2 separate regions of the Homo sapiens genome follow, and region 2 is linked to region 1. Evidence: read pairs that join two places in POLR2A ChIA-PET (ENCODE). Cell type or tissue: GM12878. All regions are shown on one strand. Links, peaks and the distances in the headings refer to the core of each region. The heading gives the core; the rest is flanking DNA.

Evidence for each region. Peaks named below come from ENCODE experiments on the same cell type or tissue, not always from the same donor. Only the 100,000 strongest peaks of a DNase experiment are listed, where the experiment ranks them.
Region 2: POLR2A ChIA-PET joins it to region 1 with 5 read pairs; 19 of 35 experiments call an interaction of 5 or more read pairs at or near these places.

Annotation. Positions count from the first base shown.
Region 1 is chr15:75,054,164-75,070,724 of GRCh38, forward strand. No RefSeq gene overlaps it. Among named protein-coding and RNA genes, the nearest start is that of PPCDC, 39 kb to the left of the region's middle. RefSeq lists enhancers at 7,524-7,573, 15,226-15,335, 15,396-15,655, 15,666-15,755, 15,836-15,935. In GM12878, for the core only: no CTCF peak of the experiment used is centred there; a DNase peak (open chromatin) is centred at 7,348; H3K27ac peaks cover 1,191 bases.
Region 2 is chr15:75,184,253-75,198,901 of GRCh38, forward strand. LOC107984772 (a long non-coding RNA gene) reads left to right here and starts at 11,421. Exons shown (of 2, transcript XR_001751617.2): 1 at 11,421-11,483; 2 at 12,786-13,488. It also overlaps the pseudogene RPL36AP45 and a transcript of C15orf39 not described here. RefSeq lists enhancers at 3,862-4,363, 4,364-4,863, 7,619-8,321, 11,044-11,588, 11,857-11,916. In GM12878, for the core only: no CTCF peak of the experiment used is centred there; no DNase peak of the experiment used is centred there.

The DNA.
Region 1 (16,561 bases), core at 6,153-8,652:
AGGAGGCTGAGGCAGGAGAATCGCTTCAACCTGGGAGGTGGAGGTTGCAGTGAGCCAAGATTGCACCACTGCACTTCAACCTAGGTGACAGAGAAAGACTCTGTCTCAAAAAAAAAAAAAAAAAATTACATATGCACCTTACCCTTTGACCTAGCAATTCTGCTTCTAGGGATTTGTCCCACAGATACACTCAGTTGTATGACATTATGTCTGAACAGGAGATTTATTGCAGCCTCGCATATGGTGCTAAAAGACTGGAAACACCCTCACTATCTAACAGCCAGGAGATTGGATAAATAAATTAGTGTGTTCCTTCATACACTGGAACTCTACACAACCATAAAACAAAGTGTTGAGGAAGCTGATTTGGGAAGACTTCTGAGGTACATTGTTAAACAGAAAAAGCAAGGTGCAGAAGAATGTCACATGCATGCTTGTGCAGAAAAAATGGGGGTGGGGAAAGAAAAGGAGGATATATTCTTATTGGCTTGTGTGTGCATCAAATGCCTTTAAAAAGATAAACAGAGAAAAACATTGTCTATTGTTTTTCTCTTGGCAGGGGAACTAACTGAGTGGTTGAGAAACAAAGATAGGAGGCAGGCCAGGACTCCGTCTCAAAAAAAAAAAAAAAAAAGATAGGAGGTGACTTCATTTTTAATTGTTGGGCCAGATGAATATACTATCTACCACAAAATCAATAAATACATTTTAAAAAGAGTTCCTTGTGGTCAGGCACAGTGGCTCACACCTGTAATCCCAACACTTTGGGAGGCCAAGGCAGAGGGATTAGTTTAAGACCAGAAGTTTGAGACAGGCCTAGGCAACACAGTGAGACTCCATCTCTACCAAAAGAAACACAACTAACTGGACATGGTGGCACACGCCTGTATTCCCAGCTACTTAGGAGGCTGAGGTGGGAGGATTGCTTGAGCCCAGGAGTCCAAGGCTGCAGTGAGCTATGGTCATGCCAGTGCACTCCGGCCTGGGTGAGGAGTGAGACTCTGTCTCTAAAAAATTTAATAATAATAAATAAAAATATAAAAAGATTTTTCTGCTCTTTTTGTTTGTTTTTTAAGACAGGGCCTCACTCTGTCATCCAGGCTGGAGTGTAGTGGCACAATCACAGCTCACTGCAGACTTGACTTTCTGGGGCTCAAGTGATCCTCCCATCTTAGACTCCCGAGTAACTGGGACTACAGGCACCCGCCACCATGGCCCGGCTAATTTTTGTATTTTTGGTAGATACGGGGTTTCACCATGTTGGCCAGGCTAGTCTTGAACTCCTGGCCTTAAGTGATCCACCTGCCTCAGCCTCCCAAAGTGCTGGGATTACAGGTGTGAGCCTGGCCTCTTTCTGTTCTTTATCTGGAAGTTCTTAAAAATGATGGCAGGGAGTTACTGCAAACAAACACACAGACTTGGCAGAGGCATCTGGAAATTTTCTTTTTGTTTTTGAGACTGGGTTTCACTCCGTTACCTGGGCTGACTGCAGTGCAGCAGCACAATCACAGCTCACTGTAGCCTTGAACTCCAGGGCTCAGTTGATCCTCCCACCTTAGCCTCCCCAGTAGCTGAGACTACAGGCACATGACACCATGCCTGGCTAATTTTTTATTTTTTGCAGAGATGGGGTTTTACCATGTTGCCCAGGTTGGTCATGAACTCCTGGACTCAAGTGATGCTCCTGCCTTGGCCTCCCAAAGTGCTGTAATTACAGGCATGAGCCACGGTGCCTGGCCTGAAGATATTCATCAAGGCCTTTGGAGTAGAAATGGGTCTGCTTTTCTTGTCACAAGCTAACAGAGGAAAATGAATTTTGAGTATCCTTGTGTGCTTTTAATAAACCTTTGAGATCCCTGATCTCAAGGAACTTATGTTCTTATGGGAGAAAGATTCACAGTGATCAAATAACAGCAAACAATGAAAGTGAGACTGTGTGGCATGGACTCTACTTCAGAATTGAGCAGTCAGGATGGGTCCCCTGGACGGAACAGAACTTGGGCTGGGGCTTACAGGAGGACCAAGGATACAAAGGGTGAAGACATGCTGCCATGTGCTTGATGTAGGACACCCAGGGAGGAACTCCGGCTCCACGTGCTGGGGAGGTTGGGAGCTGTTCAGTAGGGGAGGCACATGGTGAGTGTGGCGTGCGGTCAAGATCAGCGGGGCGGTATGTGCAGGACAGATTGGGTCTGGATTGAGAAGCTGGAGTCTAGGAGGAAGCCAGGATGCTGAGAAGGGGAATCTAGGTTGTGCTGAAGGCCTTGACCACACCCCTGATTCTGGAAAAGGGGTGACAAAAGTAACAATGTGAAGAAAAATCAACACCATTAAAAACTGTAAAAACCACGGTCTTTTCCAAAGGTGGTGTGTACTAAAAACAAAACAAAACACAATATCCAACAAACAAACAAACAAAAAACAACCCACTGTCCTTGTGGCCAGTGGAGGGAGGGAGACTAAATGACACTGTATGTGTGTGTTGGTGCAAGATTTATAGCAATCTTCAGCCCCACCCATGAAAAATAATTTTGCTTTGCTTATTATAGTATAGTTTTTTTCTCTCTCCTGACCTCACAGTATTGTTCAATCTGTCTTTGTGGCCAGGCGCAGTGGCTCATGCCTGTAATCCCAGCACTTTGGGAGGCCAAGGTGGGCAGATCACTTAAGGTCAGGAGTTCAAGACCAGCCTGGCCAACATGGTGAAACCCTGTCTCTACTAAAAATACAAAATTAGCCAGGTGTGGTGGTGCATGCCTGTAATCCCAGCTACTCAGGAGGCTGAGGCAGGAGAATTGCTTGAACCGGGGAGGAAGAGGTTGCAGTGAGCTGAGATCGTACCACTGCACTCCGGCCTGGGCAGTAGAATGAGACTCCATCTCAAAAAACAAAACAAAACAAAAACAATCTGTTCTGTGGTTCCTGGGCACTTTGTGGTGTGGGATTAGAAAAACAGATTGGTGGTGGCTCACGCCTGTAATCCCAGCACTTTGGGAGACCAAGGCGGGTGGATCACAAGGTCAGGAGTTTGAGACCAGCCTGGCCAACATGGCAAAACCCTGTCTCTACTTAAAAAATACGAAAATTAGCTGGGTGGTGGCAGGCGCCTGTAATCCCAGCTACTCGGGAGGCTGAGGCAGGAGAATCACTTGAACCTGGGAGGCAGAGGTTACAGTGAACCGAGATCGTGCCATTGCACTCCAACCTGGATGACAAGAGCAAGACTCCGTCTCAAACAAAAAAAAAAAAAGAAAAACAGATTGAGATACAGAACTGGGAAGATGGGAACAAATGGAGGAGTGAAGGAATCTTTTTGTTTTTTTTTTTTTGAGCCAGAGTCTCGCTCTGTCGCCCAGGCTGGAGTGCAGGGGCGCGATCTCGGCTCACTGCAAGCTCCGCCTCCCGGGTTCACACCATTCTCCTGTCTCAGCCTCCTAAGTAGCTGGGACTACAGGCACCCACCACCACGCCCAGCTAATTTTTTGTATTTTTAGTAGAGATGGCATTTCACCGTGTTAACCAGGATGGTCTCGATTTCCTGACCTTGTGATCTGCCCACCTCAGCCTCTCAAAGTGCTGGGATTACAGGCGTGAGCCACCGCGCCTGGCCAAGGTTTTTTTTTTTTTTTTTTGAGATGGAATCTTGCTCTGTCGCCAGGCTGGAGTGCAGTGGCGCAATCTCAGCTCACTGCAGCAATTGTGATTGAGGTTCTTTTTAAAGCCCTTTGCAATGTGTGATTCTCTGAGTGCAGCTGAGCAGGACTGAACTGTGTGGAGCCCTAGATAAGACTTGGGTTATGGGTACGTGTTACATGTTCTCCATATTGCCAAGTGTTTCTTTAATCTCATTTCACCCTCCTCACATAACAGCTTCACGATGGAGTCAATTAGCATATGTAGCTGTTTCATAGACAAGAAACTGAGGGCCGCACAGCCAGTGCAGTGTGCTAGGGTTTTCTCTTTCTGCCCTACAGCTACCTGCAAACAGGCTCCTGCACAGGACTTCTACCCTTATTTGCATTTACCTCCTTGGGGTCAGTTGAAACACCCCTTCCACCATACATCAGCATCCCCAGATGCCTGCCCTTTCAGTCCCAACTGGACAGCTCCTTCATTACCTTTTTCTGCTCATGGCTTCCTTCCTTCATGTATTGTGGTTTCTAGGGCAGGATGAAAATCCTAAGTGTCACGCAACTGCCTCTGAGCAAAGAAATCAACCCCAATAACTGACAAGTTGTTTACACTGAGAGCTTCCTGGTGGAACCAAATATTCTACAATATTTAAGCCAGGTTTGGTACCCCTTGCGGCAAGGCAATGGGAATGATCAGGCCAGAAGAACTACCAGTTGTCTCATAGCAAAGGAATGTGGGGAGTGGGTGGGTGTGAGGACAAGAGGCAGATATGTGAGCTTCAGGGCTTTTGGAGGACATGCAGCTAATCCAGGTGGAATCTGGGAGCATGTGTCGTTCCCTTGCTGCAATGGGCTCATTTCATGGTGGCTTTATCTGCTGAGATTACATGGTGATGCTTTGCCTGCTAGCCTAGACAGCAGGTCCTTAGGGACTGGAGGCCCAGCAGACTCCCTTTCAGGCCTCTGGATTCCTGGAAGAGGAAGGAGTGTTCAAAGGTGAATTAAAAGGTGCCTTCCATCTGTGTAGGCAAAACAATGTTACCAGCCATAGCGATGGACTTGGAAGCAGCCAACATGAGTTGAACATGAACACATGGATGCTGAAGATCCTTTCTTTCTCTCTTTAAATTTTCTTTTTTTTTTGAGATGGAGTCTCGCTCTGTCGCCCAGGCTGGAGTGCAGTGGCGCTATCTTGGCTCACTGCTAGCTCCGCCTTCTGGGTTCATGCCATTCTCCTGCCTCAGCCTCCCGAAGTAGCTGGACTACAGACACCGGCCGCCACGCCTGGCTAATTTTTGTTGTATTTTTAGTAGAGACGGGGTTTCACCGTGTTAGCCAGGATGGTCTCGATCTCCTGACCTCGTGATCCACCCGCCTCGGCCTCCCAAAGTGCTGGGATTACAGGTGTGAGCCACTGCACCCGGCCCTCTCTTTAAAATTAAAAAAAAGAAAGTTTTTTAACTTTAACTAGGTCCTGACCAGACATAAAATTTTTTTAATTAAAAAATTTTTTTGGCCAGGTGTGGTGGCTCACACCTATAATCCCAGTACTTTGGGAGGCCAAGGCAGATGAATCACAAGGTCAGGCGTTCAAGACCCACCTGGCCAAGACGGCGAAACCCCGTCTCTACTAAAAATAAAAAATTAGCTGGGCGTGGTGGCGAGTGCCTGTAATCCCAGCTGCTCAGGAGGCTGAGGCAGAGAATTGCTTGAACCCGGGAGGCAGAGGTTGCAGTGAGCCGAGATCGTGCCACTGCACTCTAGCCTGGGCGACAGAGTGAGACTCCATCTCAAAAAAAAAAGTAAATAACATTTTTTTAAGAGACAGGGTCTTACTCTTTCATCCAGGTTGGACTGCAGTGGTGCGATCATGGCTCACATACAGCCTCGACTTCCCTGGACTCAGGTGTTCCTCGCACCTCAGCCACCAGAGGAGTAGCCAGGACCACAGGTGAGAGCCACCACACCCAAGCAATCTTCCTGCCTCAGCCTCTCAAATTGCTGGGATTAAAGGTGTAAGCCACCGCTCCTGGCCCTGAAGATTTCCTCCTCTCAGAAGAGACCGTGGCCTGGCCCTGGCTTGGGAGCTGATATGTTACCTGGAACTTCTGGAAATTGCTCTCCTGGCAGGGGAGAAGTTGAATTCTGGTGTGCCATGCTTGGGGGAAGCTGGCATGATGGAGGGAAGAGAGAGAAGGCTGTGGAAGGGAACTCAGGTTTATCTGGCTCCTGGCCTGTGCCAGACCCTGCATTTAAGCCTCCTAAACATCCTTCCAGATGGGCATTGTTATTCCCATTTAAGAAATAAGAGGCTGGGCGGCTGGGCGCGGTGGCTCATGCCTGTAATCCCAGCACTTTGGGAGGCCAAGGCAGGCGGATCACGAGGTCAGGAGATCGAGACCATCCTGGTGAACACGGTGAAACCCCGTCTCTACTAAAAATACAAAAGATTAGCTGGGCATGGTGGCAGGCACCTGTAGTCCCAGCTAATCGGGAGGCTGAGGCAGAAGAATGGTGTGAACCCAGGAGGTGGAGCTTGAAGTGAGTGGAGATCCTGCCACCCCACTCCAGCTTGGGTGACAGAGCGAGACTCCATCTCAAAAAAAAAAAAAAAAAAAAAAAAAGCGGCTGGACACAGTGACTCATGCCTGTAATCCCAGCACTTTGGGAGGCCGAGGTGGGTGGATCACGAGGTCAGGAGTTCGAGACCAGCCTGACCAACATGGTGAAACCCCGTCTCTACTAAAAATACAAAAATTAGCCAGGTGTGGTGGCATGCACCTGTAATCCCAGCTACTCAGGAGGCTGAGGCCGGAGAATCGCTTGAACCCAGGAGGCGGAGGTTGCAGTGAGCAGAGATTGCACCACTGCACTCCAGCCTGGATGACAGAGCGAGACTCTGTCTCAAAAAAAAAAAAATAAAAAAAGACATAACCTGTGCTAGGTGTGGTGGTGTGCACGGGCAATCCTGGCTACTCAGAGGCTGAGGCAGGAAAATCGCTTTAGCCCAGGAGTTTGAGTCTACAGTGTGCCATGACTGAGCCTGTGAATAGCCACTGACTCCAGCCTAGGCAACGTAGGGAGACCCTATCTCTAAAAAATGATAATAATAAGAGGAACCTGAGGCCCAGAAAGAAGGATATAACTGAAATTGACCCAATAGTTCCATAGACAGCTTTTCCTGATAAACAGAAATTGACATATCTTGTCTTAAAGCTGGAAACTCACCAGATTCAGACAATGAGATACCAGGTCTCTCAAAAAGTATCAAAGAATCTCATACACAGTTTTTCCTGATAAACAGAAATGGACACATCTGGTCTTAAAGCTTGAAACTCACCAGATTCAGACAGTGAGATACCAGGCCTCTCAAAAAGTAGGAAAGAACTGAAACTCACAGAGCATAGCATCCAGACAATGAGACCCAGGCCCCTCATTATCATGATTGCTTCCTTACCCCTCAGGAGTTCCTGTTTTCCCTTACATTGTTAAGTTTCTTCCCTGCTGTACAAACCCCTAATTTTAGCCAGGGAGATGGATTTGAGACTGAGCTCCCATCTCCTTGGCCACAGCACTCAATTAAAGCCTTCTTCCTTGGCAATCCTGTGTCTCAGTCATTGGCTTTTTGTGTGACCAACAGCAGGACCTAGACCAAACCCCTGGTGTGTCAGCAACCTAACCACAAACCAAGCATGGCCTCTTACAGGGGAAAGTAGAAATAGTGGTGCTGCTAACACAGGCTGGACCTGAGCTAGGAATAGAAAGAAACACAGGCTGACTGTATTTTGTCTAAACTGGGCACTTCTGAGAGTGAAAAAGGGCAATTAACATGCCAGGAAAATAGGCATCAACTGGACTGTTCTGGGCAAACCAGCATGTATGGTCACTACTCACAGAGCACCAGAAGGAAGCCATGCTCTGTGAAGCAATGGCCACCATTTACAATTTAATTCTCACAGCAACCCTAAGGTGGATATTGTTGTCCCCTGGCCATTTCTCCTGAGAGCAAGAATTTGACAAATGAGGACGCTGAGGTTCAAATAAGTTATTTAACTTTCTTTTTTTTTGAGACGGAGTCTTGCTCTGTTGCCCAGGCTGGGGGTGCAGTCTTGGCTTACTGCAGCCTCCACCTCACGGGTTCAAGTGATTCTCCTGCCTCAGCCTCCTGAGTAGCTGGGACTACAGGTGCGCATCACCATGCCCAGCTAATTTTTTATAGTTTTAGTAGAGACGGGGTTTCACCATGTTGGCCAGGCTGGTCTCGAACTCCTGACCTCCGGTGATCCACCTGCATTGGCCTCCCAAAGTGCTGGGATTACAGGCGTGAGCCACTGCGCCTGACCGGTTACTTAACTTTCTCAAGGTCCCACAGCTAGTAAGTGAGGAAGCTCTGGCAGGCTCCAAGCCCTTGCTCTTTCTGTGAGTCATGTTGCCTCCAAGGCCCAGGGCCATTGGAGGAAGACCAGAGGAGGAGGCCAGCTGGAGGGAACAAAGCTTGGGTCTTGGAGGGTGACAGGCCAGTCACCAGACAATCCCTGAAGTCTCCATATGGCCTCTCCCAGGGCTGGCTTGCAAGAGAAGGTGAGTGTGTAGTGGGGGTTTAGGGCGGGGTAGAGGCCCCCCAGGCTTCCACAAGGATCGTCCTGGGCTTCCAGGAAGGCGTGACCAAGGCAGAGGCTTGCCTGGGAATTTTCTAGGAAAGAAGTCATGCCCTGAGTTGCCCCATTTTTATGATTGGAGAACAGGAACACTGATACATCGAATGGCAGGTATCCTGGAGCCAGGACTGTCCCCTCTGGTCTATAGATTCTGCCATGGCCCTGGCTCAGTCTCTCTGGAACTCAGAGAATCGTGGTGGTCTGGGATGCAGGAATACTCCAGATTAGCAGCAGAAGGTGTGCAAGCATATGCATGCATGCAGAATTTGTAAGCCTCAGGGGTTAGTTCTTGCTCCATTCACAAGCCAGCCTGACCCTCCAGAGTGGACCAGTGGCCACAGCATAGAAAATGGAGGGCACAGGCCAAAGCTCAGATGGCCTTTGGAATCACCTTGACTTATGACATCACAGGCAGATGGGTAGGAAATAGGCCACCAGTCATCCAGTCAGGTGGATCACAGCACCTGCTCGCACCTGGGCCTGGGCCAGTGCTGGCTCTCGGGGACAAGTCTGCCTGCGGTACTTCACACAAGCACAATGGCCTGAGGCCTCTGCAAGCCAAAGTTGCATAAGCAAGGACTGATCATATGTCTTCATTCATTTATTAATTTTTTTAATTAGTAAGGTTATTTGAAGTAGTTTTAAGTTCACAGCAAAACTGAGTGGAAAGTACAGGGAGTTTCCATATCCCATATCCCACTGTCCCCACACATCTACAACCTCCTTTCATTCATTCATTTTTTTTCTTTTTTTGAGATGGGGTATCACTCTGTCACCCAGGCTGGAGTGCAGTGGTGTGATTTTGGCTCACTGCAACCTCCGCCTCCCAGGCTCAAGTGATCCTCCCACCCGAGCCTCCCCCGTAGCTGGGACCACAGGTGCGTCCCACCATGCCCAGCTAATTTTTTTGAATTTTTGGTAGAGACAGGGTTTTGCCATGTTGCCCTGTCTGGTCTCGAACTCCTGAGTTCAGACGATCCAACTTGGCCTTCCAAAGTGCTGGGATTACAGGCATGAGCCACCATGCTTGGCCTGTGAGAAAACATTTCAAGTGGTCAGTTTTCAAGGCATGATAAATCTAAGTACTGGCAGCCAGCCTGAAAATGTAACAAACCACAGGGCTCATGCATCTAGAAGGTCACAATAAACAAACAGAATGTAGAAGAGGGGTCAGCTCATAAAAGGGAAAAAAGTTTCATTATTGGGAAATCTAAACTTAAGTGGGGAAGGGGATGGGGTATAATCTTATAAGGGGGATAAGAAAACGTAGGCAATATCCGGGAAGATTGTAACCCCATAGTACTCAACCAATGAGGAACTGGGGGAGGGACTTCTGTGCTAAGGGATAAATTACCTGCTGTGACTGTCCCAGGCGTGCCTGCCTGCAAGACACCTGATCTTGCAAGACCACTATTAGAAGTCTCACTTTAACTGTTCTTCATGCCTCTAAGTCCATTCTTTGGGTTTGGACAGGTGAGCATGTTTCTCACAACCTGGGGGCCTGTCTGGGATCTCTGTGCCTGCATGGAGTGGGACTCTGGCCAAGAGGGGAGACATGTCCTACTCAATTTAGGTGGCCTGCTCTGTCGGGCATCCCGGCTCCCCACAGAAGCCATAGACAAACCCAAGACTTATTCAGGAGACAGTTGAGATGACACAGGGAGAAAAGCGGGCATCGTGGCAACCAGGCAACCTTGTGTGTGAGCCAAGGTGGAAAATTGGACTGTAAGTACTGCCTTGGTGGTTGGGCATTTTCGGCGGTTGAGTGTGTGTGTGACTGAGACGTATCTTAGATACAAAGTGAGTGCGGAGTCCTAATCCGTGGTTCTGTTCTCCCGAGAGGGAAATGGCTGGACACAGATGAAGCGATTCTCGGGGTGTGCAAGAAACCTCCAGTAAAGGGGGGTTGAGTACACAGGGAAACTCAGACACAGAGACTGACTGAAAATGGGAAACAGGAATTCTAGGCCTAGGGGACAAAGGAAAGAGGGAGCCAAAGAGACTCCTCTGACATTCCCCCAGATAGTCCTTTGGGGAGAATGTGGCAGGTTTGGAGGGACAACCCTCGAACCAGGGACAAGGAAAAGCAAAAGATAATAAAGCATTGCTGTTTTATCTGGCCCAAAGACCCCATTTGTAAGCCTTCAGGGTTTTGGCCCAAGTTTGGCTCAGATGAGGATTGGGTGTGCCAAGTTTTAATTCTCTATGTGAATGATAAAACCCCACCCTCACAAGAAGAGATGTTATGCTCTCTGCTGGATCAAGGAATTAGCCCCCATGTTTCCCTTCAAAGAAGAAGAAAAAGAGCCTAGTAAAAAGCCCTCACCCAGGGAAAAGCCCTGGGACCCCCTGTCATACATGCCCCCTCCATATGTCTCACAAAATAGGGGACAGGAAGATCAAGGGGCAGCAGGAGGGTTAGAGGAAGAAAGACCTGGAGACCATGGGGAAGCTGAACCAACTGCTCCTTTAAATCCTTATCCAAATTTGAAAAAAGAATTAGAACAGTGTAAGAGGGATATTGAAAACTTCCCTATCCCTTTCACACAGCAGGCATCTAGCATGTTCCCTTTTAGGGAAGTTCTCGTGGGACAGGGAGAGATTGGCTTTGTAAATGCTCCTCTTACAAGTACTAATGTTAGGAATTTCAAGAAGGAAATGAAACCACTCCTAGAAGATCCCCTCGGTTTAGCAGACCAACTGGACAAATTCATAGGACCCAGCTTTTACACCTGGGCTGAAATGATGTCTATCTTAAATATCCTGTTCATAGGAGAAGAAAAGGGAATGATTAGGAGAGTGGCCATGACTATCTGGAAGAGGCAACACCCTCCCAGGCAAGAAGTCTTGACAGTCGAACAAAAAACTTCCAAATGTCAATCCCAAATGGGATAATAATGATCCCAGGGACTAGGCCCAAATGCAGGACCTCAGAGAACTGATAGTTAAAGGGGTCAAGGAGCCCACTCCTAGGACACAAAATGTCTCAAAGGCATTCGAGATTCAACAAGAAAAAGAAAACTCCCTCTGCATTCCTGCAGAGGCCAGAGATCAGATGGAAAAAAAAAAACTCCAGATTAAGTTCAGAGAACCCAGTAAGGCAAAGCCTTTTAAAAGTTAACTTTGTAACTAAGAGCTGGCCTTGTGGGCCAGGAAGTGCAGCTGCAGGTTGGGGGGTGGCAGGTGTCGCAGAGCAGGAGCAGACAGCTGAAATAAAGGTAGACAGTGTGAGAGAGCTAGTGTGAGTAAACCCCTGATAAAAGAACTAATGTCTATAGTACACAAAGGGAGTCACTGGGGACCCCAGGCTCTGTGTAATGCAATACTTAGTGAGGCAGCCTTGTTGGCTGGGGTGGATGCCAGGATTCTTGGTCTTGCAGCTGGGGAGATTGGGGTTGCACAGGTGGAGTGGGTTTGGAGTAGGAATTTCGTGGCCGTGGGAGGGACCAGCTCTGCATTGAAGGGGGGGTCCTGAGCCGGTTGCCAAGTTGCAATAAAAATGTCAGAGTTTTCATAAATGGGCTAGTGAGGAGGGGGCTAGTGAGGAGGGGATGTCTTATCCTCCTAGGGCCCAATGATTTGGTTGTGACCAGATGTGCTATCTGTTTAGAGCAGAGTTTCTATCAGCCTTTACCTAATTGTGTCACTTATCTGGGAGGGAGAGTATCTGTGTCTGTTCCAGGTATCTTGCAGCTTCAGGCACCCACCCCCACACCCCAGTCCACTTTTAGCTTCCCTATCTTAGTGTGCCTAAAGGGAAAGGAATGTGCTTATTAAGGCCCACTGTTTTTACTGGGGCCCATTGTATGAGAGTGAAGTTTGGTGATTACCCAGGAGACTTCCCCCGAATCTCGATCCCCCCCAACCCCCCTCCTTCTGTGCTTGAGCTCTTTATCTGTGATTTACAGGCTGAGCTTTCAGGCGCCATTTGTTAGAAGAGAAGTAATTTCTTTGAACTGCATGAGGTTAGAAAGGGAGCTATTTCTGAGCTGCTTTTTAATAGAAGGAAAGTTTTCTGCCAGGGACTCACTTTACCTTGTCTACCTAAATTTCTTTCTGCCTCCTATAACATTAGGAATTATGGGTGTATAGGGACTTATACCCTCACTAAACAAGTATGTGGAAATTGTGTAACTTGTCAAAGGATAAACCAAAAGGTAATTAGAAAACAGGCCACAGGAGGAAGACCTCCTGGACTAAGACCATTTCAAAGCATTCAAGTATATTTTACAAAAATGCTCAAAGTAGAAAGACGAAAGTATTTACTGGTGATCGTAGATCACCTTTCCAGCTGGGTGGAAGCCTTTTGCCTCCCAACAGCCACCACCAGGTATATGGTCAAAATTATATTAGAACAGATTGCACCTAGCTTTGGCCTGGTGAAAAATATTGATTCAGACAATGAGAGCCACTTTACCTCAAAGGTGTTAAGGGGAATTATGGAAGGTTTACAAATTAGATGGGATTATCACACCCCTTGGCATCCCCCTTCCTCTAGAAAGGTAGAAAGAATGAATCAAACTCTCAAAAAGCATTTCACCAAACTAATCTTAGAAACTAAAATGCTTGGACCAAATGTCTCCCAATAGCACTCTGCAGGATTAGGACAGCTCCAATAAAAGACTTGGGATTGTTCCCTTACAAGTTATTATATGGGCTCCTGTATTTAGGCAGAGCTACAGATCTCCCTACTATGGAAACCAAGGATCAATTCTTAAGAAATTATATACTGGCCATATCCTCCACCCTGTCATCCCTTAGGTTAAAAAGACTTCTAACTCAAACTCCACCTCTTAAGTTTGTGGTTCACCACTTCCAGCCTGGTGACTTCATGCTGATTAAGACTTGGAAATAAGACAAGCTCCACCCAAGCTGGGAAGGTCCCTATCAAGTGCTCCTGACCACTGAGATGGCCCTGCAAACAGCTGAATGGAGGTGGACTCACTATATTCGAGTCAAGGGACTGGTAAAAGAGATCCCGGAAGGGAGGGAAAAAGATCAGTGGAAAGTGCCCGAGTCTAACTTTAACTCTTAACTTTAAGGAACCCTTAAAGTGAACTCTAAGAAAAATCTAAAAAGAAAACATGAGCTGGCCCCATTTCTGGAAATTAACATGGCTGGGATGGGCTAATATACAAAGAGCAGAAGGTCAAAATGGAAACTGGCAGCAGACTCTTCTCTACCCAGTCAGGTTGGTGATTAATGTGACCAAGACAGTAGCACCCCAGACTATAAGATTTAATGCCTGCCAGGTTTTACCTTGTGGAAATTTAAAAAATCAGAGACAGATCTCACAGGCAGATAAATATCTTTGCCCTAAACCAAATACAGGTTACAGTAGGGCATCACCCTACCCCAGCTGGGATAATATATGGTGGACTACCCAATTTCAGGGCTGGACAGTAAACATGGGGTGGGTAACTCCAAGCTGGAGACCCCTAAAGAATAAACTACATCTGTCCAAGAGCTCCCTGCCAAATAACTGCCAGAATTTTTTTCTTTTTTTTTGAGACAGAGTCTCCCTTTGTCGCCCAGGCTGGAGTGCAGTGGCTGATCTCGGCTCACTGCAAGCTCTGCCCCTCAGGTTCATGCCATTCTCCTGCCTCAGCCTCCTGAGTAGCTGGGACTACAGGCGTCTGCCACCATGCCCGGCTAATTTTTTGTATTTTTTAGTAGAGATGGGGTTTCACCGTGTTAGCCAGGATGGGCTAGATCTCCTGAACTCATGATCCGCCCGCCTCAGCCTCCCAAAGTGCTGGGATTACAGGTGTGAGCTGCTGTGCCCGGCCCCAAAGCACACTCTCTTGACACTGCATCCTCTCGCTCAGCCTGGGGAGGATGGAGTGGTGTAGCAGTCGAGGGCTTTGCATAACCAGATCAACAAGGATGCCTCATTTACAGGTCCACTCAGTCCATCTTTACTGTATGTATATGTGCTCTGTGCTAGGCACTGTGCCCAGTGCTGCGGACACAGTGGGGAAAAGAATCCACATGCTCCCTGCCCTCAGGGTCCTTTCTGAGATAGCTGCCCACAGGTAAGGAAGAGTAGACACCCTGATAAGCACCATGGAGGAAAAGTACGGGGTACTGAGAGGGGATAACCTTGGAGCCTAATTTAGGCAAGGGCAGGGGTTTTCAGGAAAGACTTCCTGGAGGAGGTAAGTGGAAGCAAGATGAGTGACCAGGAGTTCGCCAGGGGAAGATGAACCAGGGCATTTCAGACCCAGGCTATTACATGTGCAAATGTGGGAAGGGGAAGAGCTGGCTGGGGCACATAAAAGTTTTGTGAGTGGGGCAGAGTGCAGTGGGTGAAGGAGGGCAGATTGAGTAGGGGCCCAGTGAGGCAGGGACTGGGTGGGGATCATGGAGAGGCTCTGGGAAGCCAAGGTGGTACTTGGGAAACAAGAACTCCCTCTTTTTCCCATCAGGTAAATGATAACCACACACTGCATGTAGCCTCCTTAGCTAATAGCTTGGGCTGCATTAATAGTGGTATAGCATGCAGGTCAAAGGAGGTGATTTTTCCTCCTTCTGGCTCAGACTGCATCTGAAGGATTGTGGTCCTTTTGGGGCCCCTGCTGCCCAACATCTGCAGGAGAAGAGCCAGCATGCTGAAGGCTTTGCAAAAGCCAGGCTGGATGAGCAGGGAAGAGCAGCCTCAGGGGACAAGAGTCTATCCTAGAACTCTGAGAAATGACCTGGAGGCAAAGTTCAGCCCCAGAGAAGGAAAATGTCCTGGCACCTAGAGCTTATGGAAATGGAGGGAGTGACTGAGGGAGTGAGCCTCCTGCTCTGGGGAAGTTTGAGGAGACACTGGAGGACTAGAGGTGTGAAGAGGGCCCCTGCTTAGCTTCATGGGTGGCCTAGAATCAGTCCTTGCCATTGCTCGAGCATCTACTGTGTGCTCCCTCCCTTCCACCTTCGTGCTGGAGACTCACCACACATGTCCCCCAAACACAGGATTTTGGACCTCACAAATGGTGGGGCTGACCCAGGCTAGTCTGGGGCGGACTCAGGTCTTTTTTCTGCTCAGACTGCTTTGGGGGAAACCAGGGATTGGGAATAGTGGTGGTCTCAGGCCCATGGGCTGGCTGCTGCTAGTCACCCTCTGAAGTTATCTCCCGGGGCCTGCCTTTCAGAGTCCTGAGTGTGTTCTGGTGCTCTGAACCCTCCAACTGTCAGCCATACCGTCCTCACCTATTCGAAACTTGAGAAGTCAACACATCCCTCTTCCACTTCCCCTTCAACTGTGTGCAGACTGGGACTTCCCAGTCGTCTCTGGGTGTTCCCCAAACAGAAGGCTGCCCTGGCTCTCATACCCCAGACCTCTCACTCTTGGCTGCCTCTGTCTCTGATGTTATGTTAGTCCCCAGGCCCTCACCTTCTTTCTTGGTAATGGCTCCAACTCATTCCCATGGCTCTTTCCCACTGCCATCACCGGGCCTCCAGAGCTGGCTTCCCTGGAGGTCCTGCCACCTACCTTCCACTCCCCGCTTGGCCTGTCTACTCTCTGCTGAGTTCTGAGACCAGGGCCAGTTACAGTTTTTTAAAAAAATTGAAGTATAACACATATGGTAAAGTGCACACATCTTAAGTGTACAGCGTGATGGATTTTTTTTTCTTTTTGAGACAGGGTCTGTCTCTGTCACCCAGGCTGGAGTGTAGTGGTGCAATCACTGCTCGCTGCAACCCAGCCTTGACCTCCTGGGCTCAGGTGATCGTCCCATCTCAGCCTCCTGAGTAGCTAGGATACAAGATTGTGCCGCCATGCCCAGTTAATTTTTGTAGAGATGGGGTTTTGTCATGTTACCTGGGCTGGTCTCGAACTTCTGGGCTCAAGAGATCTGCCCACCTCAGCCTCCCAAAGTGCTGGAGTTACAGGTGAGAGCCACCACACCTGGCTGGCCTGCATGATGGATTTTTAGAGGTGCACACACCTGTGAACCACCACCCAGATCAAGCTCGAGAACTTTTTCAGGCCCATTCTCCCAAAAAGCTCTGTCCTCTAGGCTCCCACAGCTTTACTGTGGGATACTTGGCAGATAATTGCCTTACATTCCAACTAGCTAGAGGGCCGGGACCCCTCCTGTTTGCTGTTTTTGTTTCACCCTGCCAACCTAGCATGGTGCAGTGCTCGTAGGAAGTGCCCCTGAGGCCCATTAGATGGAGGGGTTTAGAGTTCATTCACAGTGTTCCAGAATCTGTGCCCAGTTGTCCCTCAGAAATGTGGGAGAGGTGACAGAGATGGAGGATGAGGTCACCAGAGCGCAC
Region 2 (14,649 bases), core at 5,190-7,689, 130 kb after region 1:
TCTTAAATTACAGATGAGGAAACTGAGGGGCCAGGGGTAGCTGGGACACAAGTCCTGTCTGAATTGTGCTGGTCTTCCAGCTTGGTGGGGTGGGATGGAGGCAGCCTGGGCTGGGGACCTGAAAGCAGAAGAGGGGATGAAGGGAACTGGGTAGGCTTGTGGACCACAGGCCCACATGGGAGCCACACCCTGGCAAGAGAGGGGATTGTGAAAGAGAAGGCAGGTGGGGTTCAGGACAAAGATGGGAAAATGGGGGCAGGGAGCAAGAGACCCTCCAGGCCTTGCAGATGCAGGAGTTGAGCAGGTAGAGGATAGATGGGGTGGAAGGGAGGTGGGTGCCCAACAGGGATGACCCTGCAGGTGAGGTCCCGGGCAGTAAGCGATGAAACTACTTTGAGTGGGGGCAGCCCACCCAATACCTCCTCCTCTGGGCTAAAGAGGAGGGAGGGGAACTAGCTGGGCGATCTGTGCATTCAGCCATCCCTAGGGGCTGTCCAGGGGCACTTGTCCCCAGAGAGGAAGGCCAGCTCTGTCTTTGGAGGATGAGAGTGAGTAAGCAGACAAGCACCGTGCTAGTTGCGTTTCATTCAAGATCTTCCCACCACACCCAGTAAGAAAGGCATGACACTAGGAGTTTGAAACCAGCCTGGGCAACAGAGCGAGACCTTGTCTCTACAAAAAATTTTTAAAAATTAGCCAGGTGTGGTGGCACATGCCTATAGTTTCTTTTTTTTTTTTTTTTTTTTTTTTTTCTGAGACGGAGTCTCGCTCTGTCGCCCAGGCTGGAATGCAGTGGCGCGATCTTGGCTCACTGCAAGGTCCGCCTCCAGGGTTCACGCCATTCTTCCACTTCAGCCTCCCAAGTAGCTGGGACCACAGGCACCCGCCACCACGGCTGGCTAATTTTTTGTATTTTTAGTAGAGACGGGGTTTCACCATGTTAGCCAGGATGGTCTCGATCTCCTGAGCTCGTGATCTGCCCACCTCGGCCTCCCAAAGTGCTGGGATTACAGGCATGAGCCACCGCGCCTGGCCAATGCCTGTAGTTTCAGTTACTTGGGAGGCTGAAGTGGGAGGATCACTTGAGCCCAGGAGTTCAAGGCTGCAGTGAGCCATGGTGGCACCACCACCTCCAGCCTGGGTGACAGAATGAGACCCTGTCTCTAAAGAAAAAAAAAAGGCATGACAGCCCCATTTTAGAGATGAGAAAACTTTGGCCAGCCATGTCCAATGGCCTGCCTGAGGTCACAGAGTTAGGCTGGAGTGCAGCCAGGATGCAAACTTGCCTTTGCTAGTCTGGTGAAAGAGCTAGGTATAAATAGAAACCCCAAAGCAGTGGGTGCCAGGCACAGGACTGGAGGCTATGAGGGGAGCAGGGGTGACTGAATACCCCCACCCCAATACTACCCCCAAGGCATCTGCTTATTCTGGACCCAGAAGGAGAGGCTGGGGGCATTTCTAGGTATCCTGTGGATACCACAGAGGTTATGCACACTCTGGCATAGTAAGCCAGGCAGAGTGGTCTGAGGGAAGGGAGTGGGGATGGGGGAGGGGGTAGAAGAGAAGGTAGGGAAGGAAGTGGGAGGAGGGACTGAGGGGGAGATGGAGAACGGGCGGGGGAAGGAGGGAAGGGAGGGAGGGAGAGGTGGAGGGGAAGGGAGGAAGAGGGGGAGGGGGAGGGAGGGAAGTAAGGAAGGAAGGAAAGAGGGAGGGAGGGAAAGAAGGAAGTGGGGAGGGAGGGAGGGAGGGAGGGAAGGTTGGTTGCCGGCCATGGTTGCACGTGTGTGCCTGGCTGGTTCTGTGTCCCTCTGTGTGTGTGCATGCATGTGTTCGCATGTGCATGTGTACATGAGTGCAACAGTTTTTTCTCCTTGGTCCTCTAAGCTCCTGTGAGTCCTGCCGGGCCAGGAAGTCTCCATTTGGGGCATGGCATTGGGATCCCAGTCAATAGCCCTAGACTTGTCCACTGGCATTGGGGGTGGGCAGGAGGGTTGGACAGGCAATGGGGAGGGGTAGGAGCAGTGAAGCCTTCAGGCTTGGGGTGGCTGGGAGGGGCAGTGAATGCCCCAGGCAGGCCTATACTCTGGGGGGCTTTCTTGGTTGTTCCAGGCCAGACAGTCCCCAACACGCATGTGTATTCCAGGCTGCACGGACCAGCTGGGATCCTTCCCCACCCCTTAGGCTTACTTTCTCCAGAAGCACTGGGCATTGCTGTGCCCATTCTGCACTGGGTTCTTCATATTCACAGTCAGTTGATCTGCCTGATTATCCCTTGATGTGGTTAATGCTTATCCTCATTTTTTTTTTTAAAGAATATCACTGTATTTATTTTCCTACAGGTAATTTTTCTATGGCTTCAGCATTTTCTCTTCAAATCAAAAGAAAAATTTCCCAAAGTTTAGAACTGGATCACTTGGCCCTTTCTCTTATCTCCTTCCAGTTCAAAATGCTTGCATCTCTTAATGGCCAGCATCCTCTTGGATCTGCAGTTAGGCTCAACACATTCCAGCCTTAGCACAACCTTCTTTGTGGTCTTAGCCTTCTTCCAGAAAATTGGCTATGTCTGCCCACCATGGCTACTCTGCTTCCGATCATAGCACCTCTTTCCCTGGGCATACAAGGAATCCTTGCTCTTCTTATACTGTGTCACTTTGTGAGGCTGATGCTTGCCACACTTCTTACCGAAGGCTCTTCGGGTTTTAGGTACATTGACCATCTTTGCAGCACGGCTGTTCTGTCTATATGATGAAAACAAGAAACAGCGTCTGAGACCCTTACCTCGCACAGCTCTCCCCTAACAGGAAAGGGCCTTCTTTTTTTTTTTTTTTAATTTTTTTTTTGAGACAGAGTCTCCCTCTGTTACCCAGGCTGGAGTGCAGTGGCACAATCTCAGCTCACTGCAACCTCCACCTCCTGGCTTCAAATGATTCTCTTGCCTTAGTCTCCAGAGTAGCTGGGACTACAGGCACGCACCATCATGCCCTGCTAAGTTTTATATTTTTAGTAGAGACGGGCACTCCATGTTGGCCAGGCTGGTCTCGAACTCCTACCTCAGGTAATCCACCCACCTTGGCCTCCCAAAGTGCTAGGATTACAGGTGTGAGCCACCACGCCCGGCCATCCTCATTTTTTTTTTTTTTTTTTTTTTGAGACAGTGTCTTGCTCTGTTGCCCTAGCTGGAGTACAGTGGTGTGATCATGGCTCACTGCAGCCTTGACTTCCTGGGCTCAATGATCCTCCCATCTCAGTCTCCTGAGCTGGGACCACAGGCACATGCCACTACCATGCCCAGTTAATTTTTTTTTTTTTTTTTTTGCCAGGGGGAGATGGGGGTCTTGCTATGTTGCCTAGGCTGGCCTTGAACTCCTAGGCTCAGGCAATCCTCCCACCTCGGCCTCCCAAAGTGCTAGGATTACAGGTGAAAGCCACCTTGCCTGGCCTTATCCTTTTTTTTTTTTTTTTTTTTTTTTGAGACGGAGTCTCGCTCTGTCGCCCAGGCTGGAGTGCAGTAGTGCAATCTTGGCTCTCCGCAAGCTCCGCCTCCTGAGTTCACGCCATTCTCCTGCCTCAGCCTACCAAGTAGCTGGGACTACAGGCGTGAGCCAACACACCCGGCTAATTTTTTGTATTTTTAGTAGAGACGGGATTTCACTGTGTTAGCCAGGATGGTCTCCATCTCCTGACCTCGCCTGATCCGCCCGCCTCGGCCTCCCAAAATGCTAGGATTACAGGGGTGAGCCACCGTGCCCGGCCCTCATTTTTTATATCTGTGTAAACTGAGCCCCAGAGAGATGAAGTGACTTGCCTATGGCAGCACAGCTAAGAAGTAGCAGAAGCAGGATTTGAACCCAGGAAGACAGGGCACCAATCTCAGCCCCCAGCCCCTTCAGCATAGAGTGAGGGTCCCCTGCCTTCTACTCCACCCTACCCTCCCAGCCTCAGGAGCACATTCACAAGTACAGGTTGGGCCCCTCTTCTGTTCTGTGAGGCCTGTATCAATTTGTCATGGGGTGGAGAGCCCAGCTCCCTGGTGGAATCACATCAGGTCATAGTGACAGAGTCCTGGCTCCCCAGGGACTGACTCCCAGCCACAGCACTGGGAGCTGGGATAGCACTCTACCCCACTGAACCTGCAGCACAGGGCCAGCCAGTCATGGAGCCCCTCAAATCCATTGGTGCACTGGGGGCCAGAGGGCTTGCAGGAGTGGATGAGAGGTGGCTCAGCCTTCAGTAGGCCCTGGCTGAGAAATAAAGAGGCTGTTCATGAGCGCAGATGTGGTTCTGGTCGGCTGGGCCCCAGGGATCCTGAGCAGGCCTTTCTTGTCTGAACCCAAATCTACTTCTTGGGTTTGTCAGCATTCCCTACCACCACCCTCAGCCCCACAGCCTGGCCGAGCAGTGGGCGCAGTCTCTCAACTTGCCCTGAATGCCTTCGCAGGCCTCTTGCCTTCAGGAGTTGCATGCTGCACCTTCTGGAAACAAACAGGGACCATGATACCAGGCGGGGCTAGGCTGCCACTCCTGCCCTCCCACTGGCTGCAGTCAGATGTCAGCACATGGCACTGGGGGTGTGGGTCACAGGAAGGCCCTGTGGGCCTCTGGAAGGTTCTGCTCAGAAGAAACATCATGGGCAAGGAGGTCTGTGCAGGGGCTGCAGGGGCTGCAGTCACCCCTCCGATTGCCTGTTACAGATGGGGAGCTGTGGAGGTTTCTGTGTCCCTTCCTTTTAACTAAACAACCCCAGCTGGACACGGTGGTTCACACCTGTAATCCCAGTACTTTGGGAGGCCGAGGCAGGTGGATCACCTGAGATCAGGAGTTCGAGGCAAGCCTGACCAATATGGTGAAACCCTGTCTCTACTAAAAATACAAAAAAATTAGCCGGGCAGCTACTTGGGAGGCTGAGACAGGAGAATTGCTTGAACCTGGGAGACAGAGGTTGCAGTGAGCCGAGATCTCACCGCTGCACTCCAAGCTGGGAGACAGAGTGAGACTTTCTCTCAAAAAAAAAAAAAAAAATTGAACAACCCCTTTCCAGGCCTTTTGTCCCCATTAGGAGTGTCCTGTTGTGGTCCCTGGCTACTGCCCCAGACTTAGGTTAGGAATGGGGACAGAACTGGGCCTGGGAGCTGGGATTAGAATGGGCTGGGATTGGGATGAAGATGGTCTAGTCTGGGCTGGGCAGAGCTTGGGATGGGGGTGGGAGGCCTGAAAGCAGAGGGCTTTACTGGAATGACTGTTTATCCCCTGCCCACTCTGCATTGAGCCTGTCAACCTGAATGATGAGATTCAGGCAATATGATTAAATACTGAGTTTATTGGAGTGCAAAGTTTGAGGAAGGCACAGTCTCCAAAAAAATGGGGTCCAAGGTGCTCTGAAGTGGAGAGATTTGAGGATCATTTATATAGGCAAGGATGTAAACAGGATTACATCATTTTTCATACATAGTTACAGCAATTGATTGGTTAAAGGCAGTGTTTCTTTTTCGGGAAAAGTATATTTGACATTCCACATAAGGATGTAATAGTTAAGGGGTCTTTCATCTCAGTCAAGGGGTCTTCTATCTTAGGGCCATCTGGTCTAAGCCAGGAACAAGGAAGGAAATTAATTTATAACAAAAGTTCAGTAATTAAGAGGTCAAGTTCTGTGACTCAGTCTCCAAAGGCAACCTTCCTCAGAGCCTAGTAACTGTTATTTTTGTTCTTGTTGTTTTGTTTTTGTTTTTGAGACAGGGTCTTGCTCTGTCTCCCAGGCTGGGGTGCAGTGGCGCAATCACGGCTCACTGAAACCCCGACCTCCTGGGCTGGGCTTAAGCAATCCTCCCACCTCAGCCTCCTGAGTAGCTGGAACTACAGGTGTGCATCATCACGCCTGGCTTTTTTTTCTTTCTTTCTTTTTTTGGTATAGAGAAGGTCTCATTATGTTACCCAGGCTGGTCTCAAACTCCTGGGCCTGAGCAATCCTCTAGGTTTGGTCTCCCAAAGTGCTAGGATTACAGGTGTGAGCCACTGCACCTGGCCCCTAATAACTTTTAGAAGCCCTAAACAGATGATCCAGTTCCTTTCACAAGCCTGTGGAAAAATGGCAGACTGAGGAGGTGGTTTTGGCTCTCTGGCCTTCACAGAACTTCTTCCTAGAGAAGGGAAAGCAGACTTCAGCCCCACGTTGTTGGGAACAGGCCCCCAAATCTGGCCATAAACAGGCCCCAAAACTGGCCATAAACAAAATATCTGCAGCACTGTGACATGCTCGTGACGGCCACGATGCCCATGTTGAAGGTTATTGTTTTACCGGAATGAGGGCAAGGAATACCTGGCCCACCCAGAGCGGAAAACCGCTTAAGGCATTACTGAACCACAAACAATAGCATGAGCGATCTGTGCCTTAAGGACATGCTCCTGCTGCAGATAACTAGCTAGACCCATCCCTTTATTACGGCCCATCCCTTTGTTTCCCATATAGGATACTTTTAGTTAATCTATAATCTATAGAAACAATGCTTATCACTCGCTTGCTGTCAATAAATATGTGGGTAAATCTCTGTTCATGGCTCTCAGCTCTGAAGGCTGTGAGTCCCCTGATTTCCCACTCTGCACTCTATATTTTTGTGTGTGAGTCTTTAATTCCTCTAGCGCTGCTGGGTTAGGGTCTCCACGACCAAGCTGGTCTCAGCACCACATCTTCTCAGAGTCCTGCCTGCTTCCTAGGAATTGGCCTGAGGAAGGAGGAACACGGGTTCACTGAGGCTCACTGCCTGCCGGGACTGATCCAGTGGCATTAGAACACTGGGCACCTGACCCTACCACAAACCTGGGGGCACAATTCATCATCCCACAGTCAAAGACCCTGGAGCTCAGAGAGGTTAAGAAGCTTGCTTCAAGTCCCACAGCCAAGAGTGCAAGTTGGGATCTGGGCCTGGATAAGGTGGCTGGTGCTGGTTTTGTCACCAGAGTATCCCTAAGAAGGCAATACTAATCCAAGCAAGGAGACACTAACAGGGGGTGTCAGCACCAGGAGAGTGATGCAGCAGTTTCCCAGCAGTGGGACTTTTCTGGAAGGAGCTGGAGGCCCATTCTGGGGTCAAATGCTGCTGCAGCCAAGCCTCCTCCACAGCTGCAGGGCATTTGCCTGGCTCCTGCTGCTGGGGTTCTAATCTCATGACTGGCCTCGGCTCAGGGTCAGCCCAAGGACACCTCTCAGTCTGGGGGCTGAGGTCAAGGCTGACTTCTGGCCTGTCTGGGTAACCTGCACCTCTCACCTGCACTGTTCACACTGGTTCCCTGGGCCTGACCTGTGTTCCCTTCACCAAGCCCGAGTTATACAGTGTGGACTCCCACCCCCCATCAAGACCCCTCTCCCTGGCCAGTGCTGCTCTATGTCAGGGAGGGAGACAACAGGGGGCTTCCCTGGAATGCTCACCTTCTGCCCTGTGCCACTGCTGCTGGCTTCCCACCACGTTGCTCCGTTGCTCACCACACTACCCACCTCTTGCCATCATCTCCGGAAGCTGGGGGCTATGACCATTCTTGTTCCAATGTTAAAGATGGGGAATCTGAGCTCAGCAAGAGGAAGCCTTGACCTCCCCTTACTCCTGAGCCACTCCACTGTGACACGGTGCCCACACGTCCACTGGCAGCACCTCACCTCTCCTTTCCTTTCTTGGCTGGAGGCTCGCTCTGACCCCACCACACAGGCTGTCCCCTACTCCCCGCTCTCAGCTCTGGCAGCCTTTCTAGCCAGAGCCCATAGTTCGGCCACTTGCAGCCTGACCATGGGCTGGGCTGGGGGGCATTCTACTCTCTTCAAGAGCTGAGGGACTGTCAGGTGAAAGATGGATGCCAGGGACTGAGGGGTCATCAGGGGGTGACGCCCGAGAGAGCCAGGAGGCCCCGGATGGAGGCCTGAAGGGATAAGCCAAGCTTCTTTCTAAATCCCTGGCTGTGCCAAAGCCACCCATGGAGACTTTCCCTTACTGACCTGACCTCAGCTGGATTTGGCATCCTCCTGGCTTCCCCAGCCAGCCAGGGCACACTGACTAGACAGAGATGGCTGAGGAAGGTGTGTGTGGAGCTGACACACGGGCCCCGGAAGTGCTGGAGAAGGCTCGTTCTGGGTGTGGACCCTCTTCTCCCTGCCCCTTACCCAATTCCCTGGGGGATTCTTTTGTTCCCCTGCCCTATGCTGGGGTGCAGGGAGGCCACCTGGGGCCTTGCCAGCCTGGACTTGCCTGAGCTCTGGGCCCTGAGGTCATGGAGACCTCCTGAAACCCTCCCCAGGGGAGCTGTTCGCAGGCAGACAGGCCCAATGAGGTGCTAATTACTGAACTAATTGGAACCTGAGCCATAGATGACCTGGTTGACAGGAGGTGGGGACTGCTGGAGCAGAGGGGGCTGTGGAATAGGGTCTGGAGGGAGGTTGAGGGAGCCCAGAGCTGGTGCAGGGTGGGCTGTGTTTGTTCAGGAATTGTTGATTTATTAGCAAGATCAGCTCTTTGAAATGCGTTCTGGTCTCCTCCATATCTCTCCTGGTCCTGGGTTTCTCTCTGGGAAAAGATTGGTGTTCTGAAGCCACTGCTTGTTGGGAGGGGTTCATCAAGAATTTGGGGGCAGAATGTTCTGCTCTGGGGAGTGACTCGAGCCGGAGGGAGGCCCACGGCCTGTCCTGAGGATTCCAGGCCTGCTGCAGCCAGCAGACGTGGCACTGGGTGGTCTTGGAGATGGGCTGTGAGAACAGAGTGACACCACTGAGCCGGGTCACCTTGGAGGGTTCTGGGACTCACCCCACACCTGGCTCTTTTGGACCTTGGCCTGCTCCTGCCCCTCTGTGAATAGCTGGTAAGGGGCCAGTGACTCTAGAGGCCTCACAAATTGGAGATGACACTGTCTGCTCCCTAAGGGGCAGGGGAGCTAAGGAGTCTACCTTGCTGCATCCAGAAAGGAAAAGCCTAGCACCCTCTCCCCTCTCCGAGACTCCCTTCTTCACAGCCCACCCTTCTGGCACAAGTCATTCTCAGCACCCTGGACCCAGGGAAGACTTTGGCCACATTGGGCCAGACCCCAACTCTCAGCAGGGTAGCATGTGGCTGTCACTCACCCATCTCTAGCCCCATTGGCTCCCCAGGGCTCCTGGCACACTCTGCACTTTCTCTGGTCTTCAGACCTTTGGCTGCCTCCAGCTCTGCCCCCTGGGCTGCTTTCTGCCTAGTCAAGTCCTCTCCACTCCACAGGCAGGCTCCGGGTTCATCTGCATAGCAGCTGAGCAGTGACCTCCTGCCTGATCTTCTGCAGCATCCCCTGCCCCCGCCCCTCCACACTCCACACACGGCCCAGGACCCAGACTGTTGGTTATGAAAGCTGGGAGGCTAACCCCCTGCCTGCTCTGAAGGCTTGTCCTCCTCTCTCCCAGAATGCTCTGAGAACTGAATGAAATGATGGATAAGAGAGGACCGTGGCAGTAACTGTGACAATTGCTCCAATTGTATGAGTGCCTATTTCTGAGCCAGGCATGGTGCTGTGTACTTTCTGCACAGGTCTCATAGCAACCCTCCAGGGCTGGAAGTTTTCCTATCCCCACTTCTCAATGAGGAAACTGAGGCTCAGAGAGGCCAAGCAACTGATTCAAAGTCACACAGTTCCTAAGTGACAGTTTGGGGACTCCAAAGTCACCATCTCTCACAATGGGAAGGGGGTTGTTGTTATTTTTTGGCCAGCCTGCTTCCTTCCCCCTTTCCCCTCCCTCCCTGCCTGCCATCATCTGCCTGGTGAGTTTGCATCACTCCTAGGGCCCAGGGGTCCAATTAGGGGACTCCCCCAGGGAAGCTGACTGAGGCAATCCATGCCCCAAGGGGGCCTCCCTGAGCTGAAGTTTTAATTAGCCATCACTGCTCTCCCTGAAACTCTGACCTGCCCATAGCTCTACCATCCCAGGCTGGCCTTGTGGCAGGAGGCAGAAGGCAGGACTGGCGTTCAACCCAGCTGCGCAGCAGAAGCTGCCCTGGCAGAGCAGAGAGATGTGGCCAGGCTTCCCTCCCACACAGCTCTCTGTATCCACCTCAGCATCACCTCATTTAGTCCAGTAAATGGATTACAAAATAAATGGACTAAGCGACTTCATCCATTAAATAGATTAAATACATTAAATGAGCTAATATTTGTGAAGCATTTAAACAGCGCCCGGTACATAGTAAAGACTAGGAGTGTTTGTTAAATTAAAAAAACAAGTCAGCAAGGATGAGGGGAACAAGGTACCACCCAGGGCCCAGAACTATTCTTGGACATAAAGATGGCACATTCCTGGGTCACTTGGCAATGGTGGGTGGCCCATGTGTGGGCGGTCAGCATCTGTAATCCTGCCCCCTGCAATGTGGGAAGCTTGGGGTGTGGAGGGAGGGAATGGATGGGTATGTGCCAGGCACTGCACTAAGCATTCATGCCCTACAAGCCATCTTAGGAGATGGGTTACCATCCCATTTTTCAGAGGAGGTGGTCAAGGTTCACAGAAGCAATCAACATGTCCACAGCTGGCAAGGTGGCTCATGCCTGTAATCCTAGCACTTTGAGGGGCCAAGTCAGGAGGTTTGCTTGAGGCCAGGAATTTGAGACTGGCCTGGTCAACATGGCAAAACCGCATCTCTACAAAAAAAATAGAAAAATTAGGTGGGCGTGGTGATGCACACCTGTAGTTCCAGCTACTTGGGAGGCTGAGGTGGGAGGATCACTTGAGCCCAGGAGGTGGAGGTTGCAGTGAGCTGAGATCGCACCATTGCACTCCAGCCTGAGCCACAGAGCCAGACTCCATCTCAAAAAAACAAAAAAACAAAACAAAAAAAACCATGTCCAAGAAAGCACAACCATGAGAGGCAGGGCAGGATTTATTGTTTATTATCATTATTATTTTTTGTTTTCTTTCTGTTTATTTGTTTTTGTTTAGGGCAGGATTTAGATCCAAAACCTAAGCCCTGCACACCAGAAAATCCGACTCCTTGTGCCCCTCCCACACCTACTCAGGGCAAGAAGGCCACAGGGCCACACCCCCAGATGCAAAAGGGAGAAGGGTGCCTTTCTCTGCTCCCACTCAGCTTCCCCTCAACCTCCAGGAAACCTGAGGGCTCTGAGTATGGCTGTTTGTGTTGAGGACCCAAAACCCCTTTTCTGGGGCCAGGCTGTGAGTCTAAGGTGAGATGATAACAGGGAGTTTCTGAAGCACTGCACCCCTACTCTGGGGAGCAGGAGGCCTCCTGACCGTGACCCCAGTCTCCCACCCTGCTTGGCTGCTCACCTCCCGCCTCAGCAGCAGCGCCGCTGTGCCAGCCCTGAGCCAGAGCCAAGCCCTCCTTGGACGCGGTTGCCTGGTAACCAGCCCTAAGTGACGGCAACCCCAGCGGGCCGCTAATGAGGGGGCAGCAGCCAACCACCTGGCCAGACCCAGCCGCCTCAGCCAGCCTTAGAAAGGCTTCCACGATAGTCCACCTGGCCTGCCCACGGTAGGAGGGGAGGGTGCCCCAGCACTGGGGGAGGGGACATGGTGGGGCGAGGAGGAGCTGGGTTGGCGGCCCCCCAAAACCTTTGAACTGGGGATCTGGGGGAAGGTGACTCCCGATGAAGGCCAAGTCTTGACCAAAGCGCGGGGCGGGCACTGGGCTGGAGTCAGGGCTGCGGGTAGGGCCCGCCCAGGCCCCAACCACCACCCTGGAAACAGCTGTGATGGCTCTGCCCAGGGCGCCGAGGCCGGGGGAAGGGATCTCCAGGGAGAGGCCCTGGATGGGGAGAGGAGGTGATGAGGGCGGCTGGCAGGAGTCCAGGCTCTGGGTAGGGGAGCAGCTCCTGCAGCACGGGGGGAAATGCATCAGCCCCTCCCCTCTTTGCAGGGGTCCCCCTCCTCTTCTCCTCACACCCCTACCCCAGGCTGATGGCCTCCAAGGAGGGGGCTGCAGGCAGCATGAGGCAGGCAGGTGGAGCTCGGCCAGGTGTTTTTCCATCCTAGGTCTGACAGGGGAGGAGGGGATAGAGAGGCAGTGGCAGAACCAGGAGGAGGCCTGGTGTATGGACTGGACAGGCCTTCAGGAGACCTGGGTTCTGGAGCTGCCTGCCTGAGACCCCAGGCAGGTAGCTGGCCCTCTCTGCGTCTCATTTGCCCCATGTTGAAATAGGGGCTAGAAACAGGCTACTGCTGGTGTCCTGGGTCCTAAGAGGCTGAGACGGGGAGTCCAGGGGCTTTAGGGGAGCTCTGGGCAGCAGAGGTTCCTTCAGGCTCTCATCTCTGGGCCTGGGTAGGTTTTTCTGCCTTTCTTCCCTTTCAGATGTGCATAGCCCTCCTTCACCATTAAACCTTCACTCCATAACTACAGCCTGACTCAGCCCTGTGGTGGGCACTAGAGTCACAGCCCAAGGGCAGACCCAGGCCCCACCCTGGAAGAGGTCCCTCCCCAGTATAAGAGAGAAGCCAGGCTTATAGCCAGGCAATTTCAGCACAGGAAGCTGAGGCTAAAATGGAGGTGAGTTCAAAATGCTCTGGGACCTCAGAAGAGATGACCAAACCCAGCCTGGAGCTCAGGGAAGGCTTCCTGGAGGAGGGATCCCAAGCCGATTTTTTTTTTTGACGGGGGCTGTGTCAGGTCTTGGTTTGTTGCCCAGCCTGAAGTGCAGTGACCTGATCACAGCTTAGTGCAGCCTGAACCTCCTGGGCTCAAGTCATCCTCCCACCTCAGCCTCCCGAGTAGCTGGGACCACAGGTGTGTGCCACCATGCCTGGAAATTTTTTTTATTTGTCCTGCTCTGTTGCCCAGGCCAGTCTTGAACTCCTGGGCTCAAGTGATCCTCCAGCCTCTGCCTTCCAAAGTGTGGGAGGATTTCAGGCATGAGCTACCGTGCCCAGCCTCTGAGCTGAGTCTGAAAGGCCAACAGGAATTAGCAAGGAAAGCCAGACAAGCAGCCAAGGCAGATGGAGAGCATATTCCAAAGTGTGGAGGTGTGACCTGAAAGGAACCTTGGCTGGCTGGGGAGACAATCGGGACAATCAGGAGACATGCCAAAGCCAGACTGGGGAACTGGAACCTGAGGCCACCGAGGAACCACAGGAGACTCCAAGCTAGGAGTGACCGGTTACACACAGGCATTAGAAAGCTCTCTGTGGAGGCAGGCAGGGAATATTTCCTGCTGCCTCCAGCACCAAGCCTCCAATGGCTGGGCTTTGGCACAGCCAGAGTGAGACATCACAGTCCCCCCCTCCCTGAGTCCAAGGCCCAGCAGTCCTGTTCCTGAGGCCTCTCTCCCACTGTGGCAGACCCACCTCCACACAAGCACCCATCTCACTGGAGGCAATGGTCTGTTTGAAGCCTGGGAGACAGCACTGGGACCCATCTACTGCTGTACCCTCAATGCCAGCATAAAACCTGGAGATCCTCAATATGTGACAGAAGGAAGGATGGGAAGGAGAGAAGGAAAATCAGCCCACCCTAGCTGTTAATTAAAGAATGTTCCCCTCCTCTGCAGGAGTCCCTAAATCTTTTTTTTTTTTTTTTTTTTTTTTTGAGATACAGTCTTACTCTGTTGCCCAGGCTAGAGTGCAGAGGCACGATCTCAGCTCACTGCAACCTCTGCCTCCCGGGTTCAAGTTCCTCTGCCTCCTGAGTAGCTGGGATTACAGGCTTGTGCACCATGCCGGCTAATTTTTGTTTTTTAGTAGACATGGGGTTTCCCCATGTTGGCCAGGCTGATCTCAAACTCCTGACCTTAAGTGATCTGTCTGCCTCAGCCTCCCCAAGTGCTGGGATTAAAGGCGTGAGCCACTGCACCTGGCCAGGGTCCCTAAATTATTGTGCATGGTTTGTTGTTGTTGTTGTTGTTGTTTTCCTAGCCAACAGGCCAGCAGATGCAGTCTTCCAGAGGGGCCCAGTGAAAGCCTGCCCCACTTCTCAGTCTTAGGGCCTCCCCTCTGAGCAAGTCTGATTTTCTCTGGAGGTAGTGGGGGGGGGGCTCCTTCGGAGTTTGAGAGGCTCCCACTCCCTGCTCACTGTGGCAAAGCAGCAGGCTGCCCCCACCCCCAGCCTCCCCTGCAGAAGGATGCCCTGATTTCCCAGTACACCTTTGGAAAGTGGCTCACCTCACCCCAATCAGACCCCATGGCCCTGTCCTCCTGCCCAGGTCCTATCCAACCCAGATCCCTACGACGCTCTGAGTCCATGCTGATGGCCACCGACGCAGCCCAGCTTCAGGCTCTGCTTGCTTTAGTGGCAGCGGGTTCCTGAACAACAATTGTGTCTGAGCCCTCCCTCAGAAGGCACTGGAGTCACACAGTCCTCCAGGGACAATCCTAGCTCTCCATTTCTTGGCTATGTGGACAAGTGGCCTCCCCCTCCTCCTCTAGAGCTACTGTTACTGGTTGAGGGTAGTTGCCCAGGTTCTTGGTGTTTTGAACAAAGAATTGGACAAAAGGCACAAGCAAGGCAGCAAAACCTCCAGCAAGAGGCTCAGGAGCACTGGTTACAGAATTTTCTGGGGTTTATATACCCTCTAGAGGTTTCCCATTGGTTCACCCTAGTAGCCCGCAACCAGTCTGATTGGTTGAAGAGTAGGCCCACGACCAGTCTGATGGGTTGTGGGAGGGGACCAATCAGAGGCACTTTCACTTTCCAGCTGCCACTCAGCAAC